Regions from separate parts of the Mus musculus genome. Here region 2 is linked to region 1. The links are chromatin loops, found by intact Hi-C in ENCODE. Cell type or tissue: left cerebral cortex. All regions are shown on one strand. Each heading gives the region's core, and the rest is flanking DNA. Links, peaks and the distances in the headings are about the cores only. Region 1 overlaps Med14 (mediator complex subunit 14). Region 2 overlaps 1810030O07Rik (RIKEN cDNA 1810030O07 gene).

Region 1 (8,000 bases), core at 1-8,000:
TCATAAAATTAGACACTTTAAAATAGTTTCTTTTTAAAAATGTATTTATTCTGTAAGTCAAAGCATACATATGCCATGGTATATGTGTCAGAGGACAACTTGCACAAGTCAGTTCTCTCCTTCCATGATGGGGACCCTAGGGATTAAGAGAGACAAGCACCTTGTTGTGGAGAGATTTGTGTCATCTGGCATAGCCCAAACTACTTCCTGTAAATTCCTCCTAGAAAAAAAAACCTTTCCTTGCATGTAGATGTATATTTAGAATTTAATATACCCGCAAACATACACACAGACAGACACACAAACATACAGAGACAAATGGACATAAACACCAGTGAAGACGGACAACAATATGATTCTTTTAACAAATTGTGATCTGTTTTGGCATTAATACTGATAATGAACACACAGTCCAAATTGAGACTGAAATTGAGTGTACCGTGTTATAGCTAGCTCAATCTGTATCTGTAGTAATCAGTTTTCTATGGACTCTCCAAAAAATTAATTGAATGTAACTGCTTCATACCCCTTTTTTAATTATTTTGAAACATTAGTTATATAGTGTTTACCTGGCATAAAGTAATGGAACTAGAGCTTGATGTTTAAAGAAAACTCTAAAAGCTGACTTCCACTTAATCCATTCAACTTTAAAAGTTAACTGACATGACTCTTTGTCAGTGTTCCACTGCTGGGAAGAGACACCATGACCAAGGCAACTCTTATAAAGGACAACATTTAATAATTGGGGCTGGACTGATTCTGAGGTCCAGTCCATTACCATCATGGCAGAAAGCATGGCAGCATCCAGACAGGCATGGCACTGGAAGAGCTGAGAGTTCTACATCTTAATTAGAAGGGACCCCAACACTGCTACTCTCTATGGGCTAACCATTTTCAAAGAACCACACCAATATTGGATAAATGATCTTCAACTTGCCCACCCTTAGTCCTCACAACAGGCATTCTTGGGGAGCTCTAAAGCAGCTAATTTAGACGGACATTTCACCTTGAGTCTGGAGTATAAGTGGAGACACATATTCTGTTCACCTTAGGTTTACATCACATCCATCTGGAGAGAAAATGAAAGCACAGAACCTACACATTTCCAAAGTGAGAACTAAGGGAAGTCTAAGACTCCATTTCATTTAAGACCTCAACTACAGTAGATCTGTCAAAGTGCATCCTTGTCATTTTTAGTGCATGCACGCTCACATGGTGCACAGATATTCATACAGATGAAATAACCATATACAAAAAATATCTTAATACAAAAAAGAATAAGAACTGAGGACACTATTTCATGAATAAAGAGGGTTAACCTTATTTGAAAACTTCCCAAAAATCTTTTAAAAGTTTAATTTAAATAGCTACTCCTTCGTGATGTTTCTCTAGCATTGAATAACCTGAGAAATTAGACAAAACTTCTCTAGGGTAACATGTATGTCTGAGCAAACAAACATCAAAAAGTATATATTATAGAGTAACAAGCGGAAAGGTTACTCAGGGAGCTAAGAGTAAAGTCAGGATTCAAGTATGACAGAAAACAAAAGGGGAAAGGTTTTTCTAAAGGTCATACATGCACATGCAGTAGGAACTCAAGTCCCAAGACTTGCCAAAGAAAGAAAGAAAGAAAGAAAGAAAGAAAGAAAGAAAGAAAGAAAGGAAGGAAGAAAGGAAGAAAGAAAGAGTGAGTTGTGCCTATCTGCCAGGCCTTGGCTATAAGAAGCAACGAAACACATGGGGGTATGAAAAACAATGATTCACGCCTGAGACAGTGTGAGTTCGGGTGAAAATTGAAGTTTACCCAAGGCTCAAAACCTAAGCAACATGAGCATACATTCTTAGCACGTGTTCTGTATCTCATCTGAAGGAACAAGGGTCTTTAAATTCAGCAAAAGGTAACAGGTCAGTGAAGCAGAGCAGATGAAGAAAGTTACTGTGATAGAACTGATACTTTTATTTCAGGTTTTCAAAGAGTTAAAAAAGCTGGAATAAGAACAGAGCATATTTTCAGCAAAAAGCAAAAATGTGCCCAAACTTAAGAGCTTGAAAAGGTTGACTCATTCTTTTTGAAAATTAATTCATGCTTGAAAGAAGAGTTTCTCAAAATCAAATGTGTTAGAACAGTTAGTAAAAGATTATATTTATAATAATCAGTATAAGGTTTTAATGAAAAAAAAACAATCATAAAGATCCTCATTTATCATTCTTCCCTTTAAATACCCTAGCATGATAACAACAGCCACTGGAAAACTGTCTTTAAATCTATCAACTTTTGAATTTTTCCCTTTACATTGTAAATATAGAGGGGAAAGGGAGAATTAAAGACCTCCCTTAAATTTTATGAAATGAAGTTAAAAAAGAAAACAAAAATGCTGACTTTTTGGATAGCATTGGAAATGTAAATGAGGAAAATACCTAATGAGGAGAGGGAGAGGGAGAGGGAGAGGGAGAGGGAGAGGGAGAGGGAGAGGGAGAGGGAGAGGGAGAGGGAGAGGGAGAGGGAGAGGAAAGAAGAATGCATCTTTCCTAGGAAGGACACTTCAGAGTTTGCTTGAGTTCAAGTAGAAAGGGTACTGGAATGCAGCTCATCTGACATGTCTCAAGCCCTGGTTCCATCAGAGACAAATGTGAAAGCTCTCTGAAAAATGTTGACAAGATGCTTCAAAAGATTGTGAAAACTAAAACGAATAAAACACAGATGTTATTATCATCTCCTTATCTGTGGTAGTCAAATGGAACTTGTTGATTTTGTAATCTATTTTATGCAAAGCAATTCAAACCTTGAATTGCTCCTCCATTCTCCATCCACCTTCTGAGTACTGAGATTATAGGCATGCGACAAACCTGGTTTATGAGCTGCTGAAGCTTGATACATGGCCTCATGTATATCAAGAAGATATTCTACCAAGTGAATTAGAGTAACAGCTCCCCCTTTCCAAGTGTTCTTAATTTTTAATGTGCTACTAAAGTTCATTAGGACATATCCTTATCTCATATTTCTCATGTTCAGCTTTCCACCCACTACCTGTACTTTCCAGCATCATTTGGTTCTTTTTTCTTCTGTCCATTTAAAACTAAACCTTATGACCAGCTTGATTTCCCGTCTCTTGTATGTGTGTGGGTTGGGAGGTTAAGACGTGATCTCACTATCTAACTCAGACTGAAAGCAAATTCATGGCCATCCTCCTGCATCCGAATCCTAAGTGCTGGAGTTATAGATGTGTACCACCAGGCCCAGCACCCAACTTCATTTGTTTGCACATTCCTATTCATCTAATTTGCTATGTCAGCTCACTTACTACCACTGGGATGGTGACATTGTCACCTGTCCAAACGTTACCGTGAGCTTGAGAACATTTGTGTATGCTCAATGGATCTGTAGGCCCCTCAAACTTAGAAAAGTCCTTTCACACTGTGGTGTCCTCTACTTCAAACCATCACCCATCTTTTGCCTAGGACAAAATTAATGAGTCCTTGCTGCCTCCGTCCCCTGTACCTCTGAAATCTATCTAATCACCAACCCTTGACTGGTTCATCTCCTAAGTCCTTACAGGAACATACCCTAGTCCAAACTAACGGCAATTTTACCATGAACCACTTCAACTGGTGTTGCTACTTCAATCTCACTCTCCTTTATTCTGCATATTGCCATAAGGTTCAATTTCCAGAAAAACTTTTCTAATGATGTCAGTTTGTACTTAAAATCATATTGGCTTCTTTTTGGGGTTGTTTTTGTGTCTTAAAATGGGCACTTCACTGTAATGTTAAAACTGGTCTAAATCCTCTGTCATCAGCCTCTTGAATAATTGTGAAGATATTGTGAGGAATGTGCTAGAATAGAGTGTCCAGCTTCAGATGGTTTCCTAGTACCAGTAGGATAAGGTCTACATTGCTTAATGACAAAAAAAAAAAAAAAAGACTCTACGGGCTCTAGGCATTCCTGCTTACACCTTTGTGCTCATCTCTATCACCTGCCTTTATCTGTTGCTCAACATTCAGATCCATCATGCTGAGCATTTTCTTACCTCCAACCCTTCATATTAGCAGTTACCTCTTCTGGTTAGGACCTCTACTCTAACCCCATCTCCCTTTCGTCTGGCTAATTCTCATCACTCTTTCAGTCTGCATATACAACTGGCACTTTCCTGGGAATTCCCACCTTGACTTTGAAGTAGCCTATATTTCCCTGCTATGCAAACCCAAGGCATCCTGGAGGGCTTTACAAAAATCAAACCTGAAACATTTACACTGACTAGATTATCTGGTTAACAAATGATGCCCTAAAATGCCAGATGGTGCTGGATTGCCACCAAATGAACAAAAAAGAACCTCCCCTGGACCTCCGTAATTCTACACAAAAATCTACGACATACACAGACTGTGAGCACTGCTTTACGCTGTTCCATAGGAGAGAAACTGTTCTCCACTGTGACTGCAACAAGTAGCGCCAAGTTAGACACAGAACACAAGCTTACTTTAATAAGCGAATTGCATGGTTGAAGCCATCACCTTCCACTTGCACTCCCTGATGTGGTATCTCGAGGTTAGACAACTGAAAAGAGAAAAAGCACAGGGGTATTAAACTGCTAAATTCACAAAAGAAATCAGCTTTTCTCTGCCTGTTATCTATCTTGATCCCATCTTTTCTAAGGGCAATCTTTGTCAAAGTGACAGTGTATCAGCATGAGCAGTCTTCCTGTTCTCAGATGCCCTTGGAAACTAGAGTAAAGCAAGTACAAGTCACAGGTGCTTCGGCGTTTCGCTTCAAAGAGAATATCCGCAATACGGAAATCTTCAAAATTCACAGTATGCTCCCATTTTTTGCTACAAGCTGTAAGTACTCCAGAATCAGTTCAAGTGGTTTCAAATGAAGGAACTAAAAACGAGAACTGATTATATTTGTGATTCTACTGTTTCGTCAAAATGAAACTGAAGTCAGGCAAAAGTAGGGACAGGCTGAAACTCATCTGGCAGAGTCCATCTTAGGAAGGCAGGCCAGAAGGTCCTCTGATGGAGGAAAGAAAGCCTTGCCCTCAGTAAACAATGACATGGCTTCTATGACTGGATTCTTACATACCCTGTCCCACAAATTATTTAAATATTTATCTAGCCTGACTTTGAGAGTCAGAAGAAGAAAGTTTAGAAAGCTAGCTGATGACCAAATAGACAATACAAGTTTACACTCAAAAGGAACTAAAGTCTAGAACAGCTCAAAAAATGACTTGCAACTTGCAATCAATAAAGAGAAAAACACTGCCAGTAAGATTACATGTAGTTATTCACAGCTCAGAATTCATTATTATAAGAAGAAAATGAGCTGGTATTTTAATATTATCCATCAATTTAAAGAGGAGATTGTAGTTAAGTTTTTAAGAGCTTGAATGAATTCAAGAAAGTATTGTATGAAGATCCGTGTGTGTATAGCATGTATGGATCACAGAGGAGAAAGACAAAAACATCTGAGTAGAGTATAAGAACCATGTGCACCTACAAAAACCATACGTGTCTTTCCATTTTCCCCAACGCACAGGGAGGTAGACAGGAATGCATTGCATGCCCCAAAATCATGTGCCTACTCTTCCCATCACCCAAACAGTAACTCAGGGACTTCTATAAGTAATTGAAATAACATCCAAGAGAGAAACAATGCGGATCAGGCCCCCTCACACAGAAATACATGTAAGGCAAAACACCAATACACTTAAAAAGTACTAATAATAATGAAGAAAAATGGGGCCGGAGAAATGGCTCAGCAGTTAAGAGCACTGACTACTCTTCCAGATTCCAGAGGTCCTGAGTTCAAATCCCAGCAACCACATGGTGGCTCACAACCATCTGTAATGGGATCTGATGCCCTCTCCTGGTGTGTATGAAGACAGCTACAGTGTACTCATATAAATCTTTTAAAAAATAATAAGGAAAAGTTGAAGGTTTCAGCAAGCATGATGGCATATGACTTGTAATCTTAGGATAGGAAAGGAGAAACAAAAACAAAAGGAATTTAAGTTTATCCTTAGCTACATAGCAAATTCAAGGCCAGCTAGGCTACATAAGCCCCTTTTTCAAAAAGCAAAATCCAAAAAACCAGTTGTTATTTCACTTTACATTCATATTTTAGAGATCATGGTAGATATAACAACACAATCTTTTTAATGACTTATTTTATATGCATTGTTATTTTGTCTGCATGCATGTCTATATGAGGAGGTCAGATCCCCTGGAGCTGAGTTACAACAGTGTTGAACTGTCATGTGGGTGCTGAACCTGGGTTCTCTGAAAGAACAACCAATGCTCTAGTAGGGAGCCATCTCTCCAACCCTACAACGCCATATTCTGTTGTTTGTTTTCGAGACAGGGTTTCTCTGTAGCTCTGGCTGTCCTGGAACTCACTTTGTAGACCAGGCTGGCCTCGAACTCAGAAATCCGCCTGCTTCTGCCTCCCAAGTGCTGGGATTAAAGGCGTGCGCCACCACCACCCGGCACAACGCCATACTCTTGAAAGACATGAATTCTGCATCTGATGTTCTTCCACAACATCAAAGTAACATTTAGTTTAATATTTTTCTGATTTACTTCTCAGAAAGGATGCCAGTGTAAGTAGTGCTCAAACATTACTTCACCAACTCAAAATGCCATGCTTTATTAAGCAGCCATCTCTGATAAGACCTAAACAATGTTGTCCACCTTCTTTAACTGGGAACAATTTAATTCCCATTAATCTAAGGAGAAGACTATGAGATAGTGGAATGGGAGAAAAAAAGAATAGTCTTGTGTGGGCCAGATACTACTCCTGCTGGTGCCATGCAATTTGAGTTAACATATGAAAATTCCCAACTTACCTCCAATCGAAGACCAACAAATGGCATGTTGGTGTCACACATAGCAACAAAGTGAGCTAGAACTTTATTGAAGGCACACATTTCTCCTGATCGTTTGGCTTTCTTGGAGTCTATCGGACATGGGTCATCAGACAACTAGAAAATAATTTTTAAAAAATGTGTGAAAAAAAATTACGTGTGCTTGTGATTCACTAAGGTAATGGAAGCACTACAACAAAGCTTGGGGCTAACCCAAACAAATGTGACCTTTCAACACAGGGTAGTAACAAATTAAACAACTCATAACACAGGCACAAGTAACTAAGTAGCAAGTAGTTTGTGTTTAGCAAGTTCCTTTGTGGTTAATGATATATTGTTCTTAATTCAAACAAAAGCCTTTGGTCAAATTCTTGCTCAGGAAGCAAAACACAGAAGAATGCTATGGTTGAGGCTAGCCAGGGCTACAAAGAAACGGAACATGAAAAGCTCTGCATCTGTCTGCAAAAGAAACAAACAAGGGCTGCCAAGGACCAGTGGAGAGTGCTTGCCTGCAGTGCACAAAGCCCTGGGGTCCACTTCTATCACCAACCCCTACTCTCCAAAGAGGAAGACACCTTTTACAGAAAATGTGCATAGCTGCTTCATTGCTGCTGTGTACCTTAAAAACTATATCTAACTCTTTCCCACTTAAAAATAATGAAACCAGGCACAGTTAATATACTCCTATAAACCCAGCACTTGAGAGACAGAGGCAGGAGGATCTATGAGCTTAGTATCAGCCTGGTCTACAGAGCCAGTTCTCCAGGATAGGTGGAGCTAAATGGAGAAACCCTGTCTCAAAAAACCAAAATAGTATAAATTTAAATAAATAAATAAATAAATAAAATGGGAAGGGGGTTGCACAAACATTGTCTGCTAACTCCTATGTGAGCATACCTTGTGCTTGGTACCAGTTCTGGTCTGTTTCCCAGTCTTTGTATAGGACATCAGGTCCTGGATGTTGTCCTTGAATTGCTGCAGCAGCAGTGCCATGACAGGGCTGTCCTCACGATCTGCAGTACTCACCGACATAAAGTAATAGTTATATGATAGCTGCGTAGGCTTATTAGGAACCTCAAGCATTTCCACAACCTAAAATGACACAAATCAGAAAGAGGTGAGACCCAGTAGAATAAGAAC
Region 2 (12,144 bases), core at 2,324-10,323, 48 kb before region 1:
CTGAATGCTGGGATTAAAAGGCGTGCACCACCATCATCCAGTTTTAATAATTAAAAAAAAAAGGTCGGGCTCCCGTTACTTACCTCCTGTCTCAAGCCTCGTTATTTTATTGGATTATTTTACATGTATGAGTGCTTTGTCTGTCTGTCTGTGTATGATGCCTGCAGAGACCTGAAGAGTACATCAGATCCCTCTGAAACTAAAGTTACAGATGGCCATGAGTCACCATGTGGGTGCTGGGAACCAAACCTGGGTCCTCTGCAAGAGCAGCCAGTATTCTCAGCCATAGTTCCATATTTCCTAAGCCTGATTTTTAATGGCTGAATAATATTCCAATTGTGGAAATTTCACTTTCAATACATTCTGAACCTTTTGTTGAAACAAGTAACCATGTGGAATTTACCCTCACACATATGTGGCTCACATAAATGACATTTCTGTTTATAGAAATAGTAGGCAGCTTTAACTCTGATTGAGTGGAGTCTGTCTTAATTTTAGTAGTTAGCTAGAAATGCTATGTATAGAGGTTATACTGATTTAAATCTCCCAGCAACATACTCCTCAACATTTTAGCCATCTCAAGAGTGGTAGTGTCTGCACTGGTCTTATCCCAGAACACATTCACTGGCCCCTAGTCTTACAAAAATGCCAGACACGGGCTGGTGAGATGACTCAGTGGTTAAGAGGACTGACTACTCTTCCGAAGGTCCTGAGTTCAAATCCCAGCAAGCACATGGTGGCTCACAACCATCTGTAATGAGACCTGACTCCCTCTTCTGGTGAGTCTGAAGACAGCTACAGTGTACTTATATATAATAAATAAATCTTTTAAAAAAATGCCAGGCACTATTACTATTAAACTGATGGAGCTGGGGAACTGAACCAGGGCCTTGAGTTTGCCTATCACTGAGCTATTCCAACAGACACTCTGATTTGAGGATATAGCAAGTTTATTAGACGGGGGGTCCACCAACCACACAAAGTCAAGATTACTTAACTCTAATGACAAATACTAACACAACAGAAAGGCATCAGCTCTGGAGTGCAGAAAAAAGGGACCGGGCCACAGCAGAACCAGCACACATTCAGCACACATTCAAGGCCAATGCTTGATGCCAGGGATGCGGGAGGGAAGATAAGTAAGAACCAGATGCTGAAGATGGCAGAAGGCCTGCTCACTGGTTAGAAAGCATACAAGGAGAATGCCCTTCAGCTGGCCTGTCTAGAGGCCCTACAAAATGCCAGGCTTTGGTTAACCTCCTGAAAACACAAAACTGTGAGGAGCAAAGTAGTGCTAATGATCATGGCATGTGTTAATAACCACAAGATCTTCTAGACTGTGCTCGCTGTCCTGGCCAGGTTATAAGGCCGTCTGCCATGCAGGTACAAAATTGGCTTGCTTTCTCATTTCCAATTAGAGGCAGAGTTTTAGTCTTTCCGTTTTGTCAGAATAATAAACATAATAAATGTGCTTCCGAGGTTTTCATAGCTCCAGCAGCGGTGACTGCTCCAGCTTGAAGGCAAGGCCAATTTAAAAAGGGAGGCTTTGCCCTGGTATATGCCACTAGTGAGACTTTGTATCAAAACAAACCAGAAAACCTGGTCTTCACCTCAGTATTACAGGATCTAATTGATTACAATTCTTATAAACGCTGATCTAGGTGTGAAACACACGACGGAAAAGCTAGCACTTGGGAGGTGGAGGCAGGAGGGTCATGAGTTCAAGGTCATCCTTGGCTACACAATGAGTTTGGGTAGCCTGGGCTACAGGAGATACTCTGGAAAAAAAAAACCAAAAATGAGAAAATCGGGTGGAGAGAAATGGGAAGGTTGTGCACTTCCAAGTATAGGGAAGAGAAAGTAAATATGAAAACCTGAAAGTTCGAGAAAATTGGAGTTATATAGGCTTGGTTATGACTCACTTTTTTTTTTTTTTTTGGTTTTTCAAGACAGGGTTTCTCTGTATAGCCCTGGCTGTCCTGGAACTCACTCTGTAGACCAGGCTGGCCTCTAAATCAGAAATCCGCCTGCCTCTGCCTCCTAAGTGCTGGGATTAAAGGCGTGCGCCACCACGCCCGGCTATGACTCACTTTTATATATACAAATTAATTATGATGATATTAATATGACCTAAGGGGATGGATCCAAGAATTAATCTAATAAAAGTACTTTAGCATTGTATCCAGCACACATTAACTTCATTTATATAAGTCAGTTAACTATGTGCTTATTTATATAAGTCAGTTACCTATTGTTCCAAGCAAAGGATGCTAACAGTCTTACTCCTCCAGACATTTAAGCCCAAACTCCCTACCACATTCCACCTATGACGACCACACTATCTGAAATATGAAATGTTCCATGGTCTACTAAATATAAAGGCATAGAAAACATTATCTATGTAGAGTTGGTGCCCAAAGAACAGGCTAATTAACCCTTCTCCTGACTCAAACAGGCAAGGAGGGCCAGAAATACATAGTTGCCAGTGGCTCTGAGGTAGCAGACCTGCTAATACATGGAGGGCTGCATGTTTTCAACCCTTATTATCTGTTAATTGAAAACCCACTTCTGATCCCATTGTTCTTTTGGCTGACACCTGTTGTTTCCCTACTACTTTCAGGGACAAAGACCCAAAGGACTCTGTGTGGCCTAGAAAATCTTCCCAAAACAGTTTCACCCTACTTTGCCTCACCCCTCCCTCACCATACTACTTGTGCTTTCCTGGCCACTGCGGAGCCAAAACTAACTAGCACTTCACACCTCTGCTAAAAGCATCCTTCCTTCCAGGTCAATACTGAGGCCTTATTAAATCCTGACTTTACTTCTGTTTTTGTGAGGAGGGTTTCCCCTTACGTCATATAAGCTTACAAGGATCTTGCTCCAGATTCTGTTGGAGCTCTTATACCATCTTCCACTTTGGAGTACATATTAGGTCCTCAAGCATTTGCTAAGTAGTCAAAGAATATGCACTTCTAGACAACATTTGACTTAATTAGAAACCTAGCTCTCTGTGTCTGTCCAGGCTGGAGTTTTATGTCAACACAAGTTAGAGTCATTTTGGAAGACAGAACCTCAATTAAGAAAATGTTCCAGCCAGGCGTGGTAGCCTTTAATCCCAGCACTTGGGAGGCAGAGGCAGGTGGATTTCTGAGTTCGAGGCCAGCCTGGTCTATAGAGTGAGTTCCAGGACAGCCAAGGCTATACAGAGAAACCCTGTCTCGGGGAAAAAAAAAAAGAAAGAAAATGTTCCAATGAGACTGGTCAGTGGGTAAACCTGTGGGACATTTTCTTGACTAAAGATGGATGTGGGAATGCCGGGTGAGCCTGACTTGTATACAAAATCAGGCTGAACAAGCCAGGGGAAGCAAGCCAGAAAGCAGCACTGATCATGGTCTCTGCATCCTGCCTTGACTTCCTTCAGAGATGAGTGTGACCTGTGTTGTAAGATGAAATCAACTTTTTCCTCCCCAAGTTGTGTTTTGTCACAGCAACAGAAAGTGTCACATCATGTCGCTGCCACCACCACCTCTCTTTACTCCTCACACTTCATCCCTGTACCTCTTCTGGCAACATCTCTTCTTCTGCTGCTTGAAGATACATTTCTTGCAGTTTTTCCTTCAGCAATTCTATTTCAATTTCGTGGATTTGGCTCACACTCAAGTAACTTCCTATTTCAAATTCACACCCATCTCGTTCATCTTCCTCAGGAATGTGAACAGCCCAGTCAGATGTCAACAGCTGTGGGGTGACCACACAAATCCATCAACAAACTATGTTTTTTTTTCTTTTTCTTTTTTTTTATTATTAGGTATTTTCCTTGTTTACATTTTCAATGCTATCCCAAAAGTCCCCCATACCCACCCACCCCCACTCCCCTACCCACCCACTCCCCCTTCTTGGCCCTGGGGTTCCCCTGTACTGGGGCATATAAAGAACAAACTATGTTTTAAAATTCAGGTTCTAAACAATTTTTTTTAATCAATTCTTTGAGAATTTCATATGTACACACAATGTACTTTAATCATAGTCACTTTATTCCCCATGACTTCTCCTGGACTCACCTGTACATTAAAGCTTCATTCTTAAGCTATGCCACTGTTTGTAGTGTTGGTAGTGGTAAACTATGACAGACAACTAATCTACCTCTACCAGCACCACCCCCCTCCCCACCCTGCCACTTCCACTGTATTAACAGAAGGCTTGTATTTGAGTACAGGCCCGAGAAGTTGAGCTCCATTCCTGCATCTCATGAGGTGAAAGGAGAGAACAGACTCCCAAGAGTTGTCCTCTGATCTCCACGTGTGTACTGTGGACTGGACACATCTGTGTGTGGGTACACCGGTGCACACCCACATGGACACACAACATAAATGTACTTTAACAGAAAAATTCTACTGGATTATTCAAAGAATTCATAACAAAATACCATTCCCCAGATCTATTTTAGCCACACACAGTTATCAGAGGAACACTTGACTGTTACTTTCTGGTTTTATAGCAGCTTTTCCCTTTTGTTCCCACTATAAAACTTAGCTCAGAGCTGGGACTATAGTTCAGTGAAAAAGCCATGTGTGAGGCCCAGCCCTAGGTTCTTCCCCAGGTAGGCCTCCAATAGAATCAAACAAAGTCTAGGAGTACGGAGTGCTTGCCTGGAATTCACAAGGACCTGTGTGTGTGCCAGCAGCAGCAGCAGCAGCAAGTGATAATACAGAAATACATTTTGGTTAAAATAAACATCAAATTTGGGTTTCTTCTGTTTGAGAGAGGGTCTCACAATGTAGTTCAGGCTTCCCAGAAATGTATAATACACAATCTAGGCTGGCTTTGAATTCAGAACGTAATATAGGCTGCCTCGACCTCCCAAGTGCTGGGATTTATATGGGCCACTAACAGCAAATTCTTTTCTTTTTTTTTTATTAGATATTTTCTTTATATACATTTCAAATGCTATCCCGAAAGTTCCCTATACCCTCCCCCAGCCCTGCCCCCTTACCCACCCACTCCCACTTCTTGGCCCTGGCATTCCCCTGTACTGGGGCATATAAAGTTTGCAAGACCAAGGGGCCTCTCTTCCCAATGATGGCCGACTAGGCCATCTTCTGATACATATGCAGCTAGAGATACGAGCGCTGGGGTACTGGTTAGTTCATATTAACAGCAAATTCTTAATGAATGACTATGGATGCTTTTGACCCCTTAAGTTTTGTATATCAGAACTGTTAAGTATAGTTTCAGATGGGCAGGATGGTGTATGCCTATGACCCTAGTATTCGTTGCGTAGAGACAGGCTGCTGCATGCACATTTGTGGACAACCTAGTCTACATATGAAGTTCCAGGACAGGAAGGGTTAACAGTAAGATTTTTTTTTTTGCCTCAAAAAAACTCCAAATGTATGAAGATTTTTTACCTGTTCTATTCTGGAATATACTGCTACAATCTCTGGGATATTCTTGAATTCGTTCAGAAAATTTTGGATCTTGATCTGAAAATCTCGAAGCCAGGTAGATGAAACTTTCATCTCTGAAGAGTGCATTATCTCATTTCGACACTTTATCACCTACAGAAAAACAAAGATAAGAGTCTCCAAACGTTGGGAGTTGTTTGGAAAGAATTAGGAGGTATGTGGCATTGTTGGAGGAGGTGCTTCCCTGGAGTCAGGCCTTAGTTTCCAAGGAGCCATGCTATTTGCAGTATGCTGTCTACCTCCTGCGTGGAGGTCCTACACATGCTCAGCTGTTCCAGCCGCCAAGCCTGTGCTGCACCGTCAGACTTTAACCCTCGGCAACTGGAAGCCCAATTAAATCTTTCCTTTCTAAGCTGCCTTGCACTATAGCAACAGAAAAGGAACTCATACGGGAGAAAGCCAACTCCTCCCAAGTTGTTGTTTGGTCTCTACACGTGCATAATGTAAAGAAATGTAACAATAACAAATCGGACACAACACTTTAAAAAACCCTTAAGTTAATGGGGCAAACTGGGACCATGTAGCTTTAAAAAGAAATTACAGAAATGCTTTACTAAATTACAAAATTGACCAGTGTGGTCTGGTATCCAGAGGGCGAGGGCTGGACCTTTCATGAGACCACTGCATGATCTTGCACGTACTTAAGATATGCCATTTTAAGAGGACAGTGGAGCCTGCTAGCCCCATATGTCAGACCTTTATTTATTTTCTGCCTGCCCAGAGCACATCTGCCAAGGCGTGAAGTCCCTGTGGGCCTCCAACCGGAAGGCTCAGGTGATAGCTCTTGTGCAGCTGGTTTATATGCAGGTGGAAAGATGAAAACAGAAGGGACGGGCGTGACCTAGAGAATGTATGTGCCCATCTAAAGCAGCAGCGGCTCATTGCTTTTGCCGTGGGAGCTTTATGAACCCAATGTCACCAGGTCTTCTCCTTTTTTTTTTCAAAGAAGATGGAAATTCAGATTAAATGACTACTAATTTGAAAACTGTTTATTTGAAATAACTAGGCAGGAACTACTGACATGGTTCGGTGAGTAAAAGCGCTATCGCCACACCTGGCAAGCTGAGTTCAATCCCTGGGATAAATAAGGTGGAAAGAACTGACTTTTGAAAGTTGTCCTCTTATAGTCACATGAGCACATCCACCCACACACACACCATCCACACAGACTCGCGTGCGCGCGTTTACACAGACAACAAATAAGTATATGGTTCTCACAACCATCTATAACTCCAGCTCCATGAGATCTGATGCCATTTTCAGACCTCCTCAGGCACCAAGTAGGCACGTAGTGCACAGACATATGTGCAAGCAAGACACCCATACATATGTAATAAATTTTAAAAAATATAAACATGCAGGTAAAATAAAAAGCAAGCTCTAAGAAGGGAAGGTAGACAGTCATGGTGGCATGCACTCGTGATCACAGCACTTGGAAGGCTAAGGCAAGAGCATCATGGGTTCCAAGGCACACACAGAGACACCTGGTCTCAAACAGAAAAACAAGGAATGCATGAAACCTCCATGCTTAGCCTTGGAAATCATCCCAAAATGTCTTAGTTATAGGAATATCAATTTGATATAAGCTGGAGTCATTTTCGGAGAGAGAACCTCAGTTGAAAACTTCTTCCACTAGACTGGTCCATGTTACATTTTCATGATGTGGGAAGGCCTACCTCATTGTAGATGGTGCCATGGCTTTTTCCATGGCTCTGCATCAGCTTCTGCCTTGGGTTCCTGCCCTGACTTGCCTCAGTGATGGACTGAGCTGTGGAACTGTAAGCCTTTCCTCCGCAGGTTGTTCTTGGTTACAATGTTTAATCACAGCCATAGAAAGCCTAACTAAGACAGAAATTGGCATCAGGGTCAGAGGTATTGTGGTCGTAGACACGACCATGGTTTTGTTTTGGTTTTGGTTTTCCTTCATAGTATTGTGGAAGGATATTGGAGCTAGGTTCTATGAGAGGTTGGAAGATAGTTACACTAAAATCTTGCCTGGCTTGTGATGTTCTAGAGGGACATTTTGAGGAGTCCCTTAAAGACTCTATTGTGGTCATTTAGTATTTTGAATTACAACTCTGTAGTGTCTGATGAGGTGGAGATGAAGAATTGACCATGATCACAAGAGAGCAGCACCACGGAAACGGAACCTCCTGATTACTAGGACAATGGATGCTGGTTAGCTGGAGCTGAGAAATCAGCAGTGATTAAGATGACGACTGTAAACCTGGGACTATGTCCACAGCGACAGCACAAAGGTGCTGTGTTCCAGAAAGCTGTAGAGTACAAGCTACCCAGAATGTACTAGTTTTGAAGGCATGAAAGAATAATGGAAAACAGCTGAGGCACTGAGTCCCCCAATGAAAGGTCAAGACCTCAGTACTGAAGGACTCATGAGAAGCTGAGGCTTGACATGTGTCTGGGTCAGCGTACTGGAGAGAGCCCAGGAGAGGCTGTAAGAGCAGATACAACACAGCTGCAGTGCAGACCCCAGCATTTTAGAGAAGCCATACCACGGAATTACCTCCAAAGCATCGGCAGTCATGGAGGGGTGCCAGCCTGAGCCAGTGAAACACTGTGTGTGTGTGTGCTCCTTTAGGAGCCCAGAAGAGCATGGATGAATCCCTGACGTCTCATGTCCTGAGCATCTTACACTGATGAATCGTAATTTTGCTTTGCTTTGATTGTGCCTGTGTCCTGGTTCTTTACTCTTTAGAGTACGAGAGTATTTAACTTTTACATTTACAGGAGCCCACAGTTATAGCAGCTGGGGTACTTTAGTGAAACTAAACTTTCAAAGAGTAAGAATTTTTAAATAATGTGAGACTTTAAAAAGTTAGAATGGGGGCTGGTGAGATGGCTCAGAGGTTAAGAGCACCCGACTGCTCTTCCGAAGGTCCAGAGTTCAAATCCCAGCAACCACATGGTGGCTCACAACCATCTGCAACAAGATCTGACCCCCTCTTCTGAAGTGTCTGAAGACAGCTACAGTGTACTTACATATATTAATAAATAAATCTTTTTAAAAAAAGTTAGAATGTTTTATACTGTGATATTAACATACCATCTTGGGAACAAAAAAGAAAGATTCTAATTGAAAAGTGTGTCAAGTTGACAAGAAGTCTAGCTAGTTTCATGTCAACTTGACACAAATAACAAGAACCTTCTTGGGATAGGGAACCTCTGTGGAAAAAGATGCTCCCATGAGATCGATCAGTCTGTGGTGCATTTTCTTGACTGAGAGAGAGGACCAGGCCCGCTGTGGACAGTGCCACCCTGGACTAGGAGCCCTGTGTTGTGTAAACAGCAGGCTGAGCAACGTATGAGGACCACAGAGCCCTCTGTTCCTGCCCTGACTTCGTTGAAGAACAGACTATAGTGGGAAACTGTAAGCTGAGATCAAGCCTCTCCTCTCCAGGTTCTTTTGGTCATCACAACAATAGAAACCTTAAAAAAGGTTTTTGTTTCCCTTTTTAAAAACTAGCCAGGCATGGTGGCACACACCTTTAATCCCAGCACTTGGGAGGCAGAGGCAGGCGGATTTCTGAGTTTGAGGCCAGTCTGGTCTACAAAGTGAGTTCCAGGACAGGCAGGGCTACACAGAGAAACCCTGTCTCGAAAAACCAAAAAACAAAACAAAACAAAAACAAAACAAAAATCAAACTTCAACAATTCCCCTTTTTCGTGTGTGTGTGGAAAAAAAAAAAAAGCTTTGCATCTTTCTCCCAAATGGTTTAAAACATTTGACAAGCATATTGGCTCTAAACACACACACACACACACACACACACACACACACACACCCCTTCACCTTACATTTTGAGATAGGGTCTCTCAGTGAACTTGGGAGTGTTCTGATTTTGTTAATGACTATTTTGATAATGAAATATACATCTAACTCCAGCAAGGCCCCAGGATCCTACTGCTTCTGTGCCTGACCCAGTGCTGGGATTAGACATGTATTTCCATACCCAGTATCTACATGGGTGCTCGGGATCATGCTTGCATAGCAACTACTTTACTAACTGATCCATCTCCCCAATACCTCAGACCTATTTTTTTTAAAGATTTATGTATTTATTATATATAAGTACACTGTAGCTGTCTTCAAACACTCCAGAAGAGGGCATCAGATTTCATTACAGATGGTTTGTGAGCCACCATGTGGTTACTGGGATTTGAACTCAGGACCTTTGGAAGAGCAGTCAGTGCTCTTAACCGCTGAGCGATCTCTCCAGCCCCAGACCTATTTTTATACAGAAAATTTCTTTACGTTTGTTTATGGCAGAGAAGATAAATCTGACTTCCATCTACTCAAATGGCCAACAGCGCTGTGATGTTTTGAATGAAAATGTACCCTATAGGCTCATAGGCTATGGCATTAGGTATGGCCTAGTTGGAGTAGGTGTGGTCTCAGAGGAAGTGTGTCACTGGGGGGTGGGTTTTAAGGTTTCAAAAAGCCCATTCCAAGCCCAAAGTTTCTCTCTTGCTGCCTGCCAATCCAGATGTAGAACTCTCAGCTCCTTCTTTAGCACTGTGTCTGCCTGCATGCTGCCATGGTTCCTGCCAGGGTGAAAATGGACAGAACCTCTGAACTGTAAGCCAGCCCCAATTAAGTGTTGTCCTTTATATGAGTGGCCTTGGTCACGGTGTCTGATCACAGCAATAGAATAGTGATTAAGACAATCATAGTAACAACTGTCAGGAAAGTAATTCCAGAGAAGTGTAAGGCTACACTTGCTAACACTCAGTCTGATTCTCAGACATACAGAGTACACATGAAATGAGGTCCATGAGCTGCTTAGTCCATGATGCCCACTTTGGGTTCAAGTCTTTCTTTGCCACTGCCGTTCTGAGTGCTGCTAAGCTACAACCGTGTGGCTGGCTTATTATCACAGGAGGTTCCTTGTAGCCTTCCTAGTGTTGACCAGACTGCATGGGTGGACAGTTCTGAGTCTGAAAGCTCTTACCTCTGTGACCTTCTTCCGGTCAACCACAAAGTGATCACAGGAGTTGATGAGACTTAAAAGAGCAACTGCATCACATTCCTCAGGTCCTCGTTTGTCTGCCAGTCCTCGGGGCATGAAGGCCTATAGTAAGAGAGGTACTAGGTCACCTGAGTGTCCCTGAACTCTGAGTATTATAGAGGCAAATTCTTTCCCAATTTCCTAACTGATGACTTCAAGGGTCTATTATCCCGTGAAGCTTCAAGCTAGAACCCCATGACTTCAAAATGCAAGTTCTATCGCCCCTAAGCAGGGCATTAATGGCGGGGCTGCACTATCCATCTGCAATATTGCATAGAGCTGATAAACTGGCTTTCTTCTTGTCCTTCTGTTTTGCTTTTTTGAGATAAGGTCTTTCTCTATAGTCCTGGCTCTCCTGGAGCTCAATAGGTAGGCCCGGATAGCTTCAAACACCCTGAACTATAAAAGGAATGTTTGGAAGCAATCCAGTCAGGAAGTAGCTCCGATGCTTTCTACAGGACTGTTCACACTGATATTCCAAAGGCTGGCAGTAGGCACAGGGAGAGTTGCTTTCAAGGTTATTCAGCTGTCATGCCAAGAGAACAAACACCATGCTTGAGCCTCACGTAAGTCAAAAGAATTTTGTGTACATATAACACATGGTCATCATATTTCTCTATTAGGGATGCTACAGAGGTTAACAAAGAAATCAGTGTACCCAGGTAACTAATATAAGGAGACTAAAGCAAACCAACAGCCCGTTTCAGCTGTTGCTGAAGGGAAAACACAGACGGTCCATCAATGCCTCTAAACTGGCCTAGCTTTACATCCCCAGTGTAGAATAGCTTCTACCCGATATGTTCTTGCTAATACAAACAATTAATTGTCTTTGACAGATTAGTTTTATTTTGGTAATTATTCCCTTTCTTTTGAAATCAGAAGCTAACAGGGAGCCTCTGTTGCCTCCGTACAGCGCTGCACACCGACATGTGTCACTCAGTAAACACACAGCAGAGAAACCCCTATGAAAGTCCCACAGCCTTCCGCTACCTCTTCACTGAGGGGCTGGAGCTGGAGAAATGAACTCAGGCAGGCCATGCTGGGCGAGTAGTTTACCTACAAGGTCCGCTATACTAACAGCTCCACTGAAATACCTGAATTCCCAATTGCACCTGAAATTGCACTGGAACTGCTGATGGCTGCAAACTTCCCAGTTTGTTAAATAAAATAAATTATAATAAACTGTTCATTTTTTTCAGTATTTAATACCTGTAGTTCAGAATATTTTCACATATAGCCTTATGAAACTGAGCTCAAAAGCTAATTGTTGAACAGATTCTTTCTGCCATTTGCATAGCGGACTTGAAATTTGTTGGCTACATCAACAAATTAAGGACATTTCACAAGCCAAAAAAAAAAAAAAGCCAGTTTATTTAAAAAAAAAAAAAAAAGAAAGAAAGGAGAGTATTATTTGGCAAGGAATCAGGTAGGTAAATCCCACTGCAGAACTAAATGCCAACTGCTGAGGAGACGCAGCAGAGGGGTTAGGGAAACACCTGGAATAAGCACATCTGTAGCTCTGAATTACAAGGGCAAGGGTCATTGCCAGAGAGGCTAGAGGAGGAGGAAGAGATGTCACAAAGGCAGGAGTGTCTAAATCCAAGTGCCGGTGGTGAGTGGTACATGCCTGATAGGTAAAAACGATGAAGCTA

Evidence for each region. A loop is a pair of places that touch in the nucleus more often than their neighbours do. Peaks named below come from ENCODE experiments on the same cell type or tissue, not always from the same donor. Only the 100,000 strongest peaks of a DNase experiment are listed, where the experiment ranks them.
Region 2: it touches region 1 in a loop (8-fold over the local background); 2 of 42 quality-filtered maps call a loop at or near these places.

The regions. Positions count from the first base shown.
Region 1 is chrX:12,709,105-12,717,104 of GRCm38, forward strand. Med14 (mediator complex subunit 14) reads right to left here. Exons shown (of 31, transcript NM_001048208.1): 14 at 7,758-7,952; 15 at 6,843-6,977; 16 at 4,479-4,555. Among named protein-coding and RNA genes, the nearest start is that of Gm52422, 16 kb to the left of the region's middle. In left cerebral cortex, for the core only: no CTCF peak of the experiment used is centred there; no DNase peak of the experiment used is centred there.
Region 2 is chrX:12,659,092-12,671,235 of GRCm38, forward strand. It overlaps 1810030O07Rik (RIKEN cDNA 1810030O07 gene), which reads right to left. Exons shown (of 7, transcript NM_175141.6): 3 at 10,436-10,555; 4 at 5,409-5,558; 5 at 3,559-3,738. Among named protein-coding and RNA genes, the nearest start is that of 1810030O07Rik, 8.5 kb to the right of the region's middle. In left cerebral cortex, for the core only: no CTCF peak of the experiment used is centred there; a DNase peak (open chromatin) is centred at 5,707.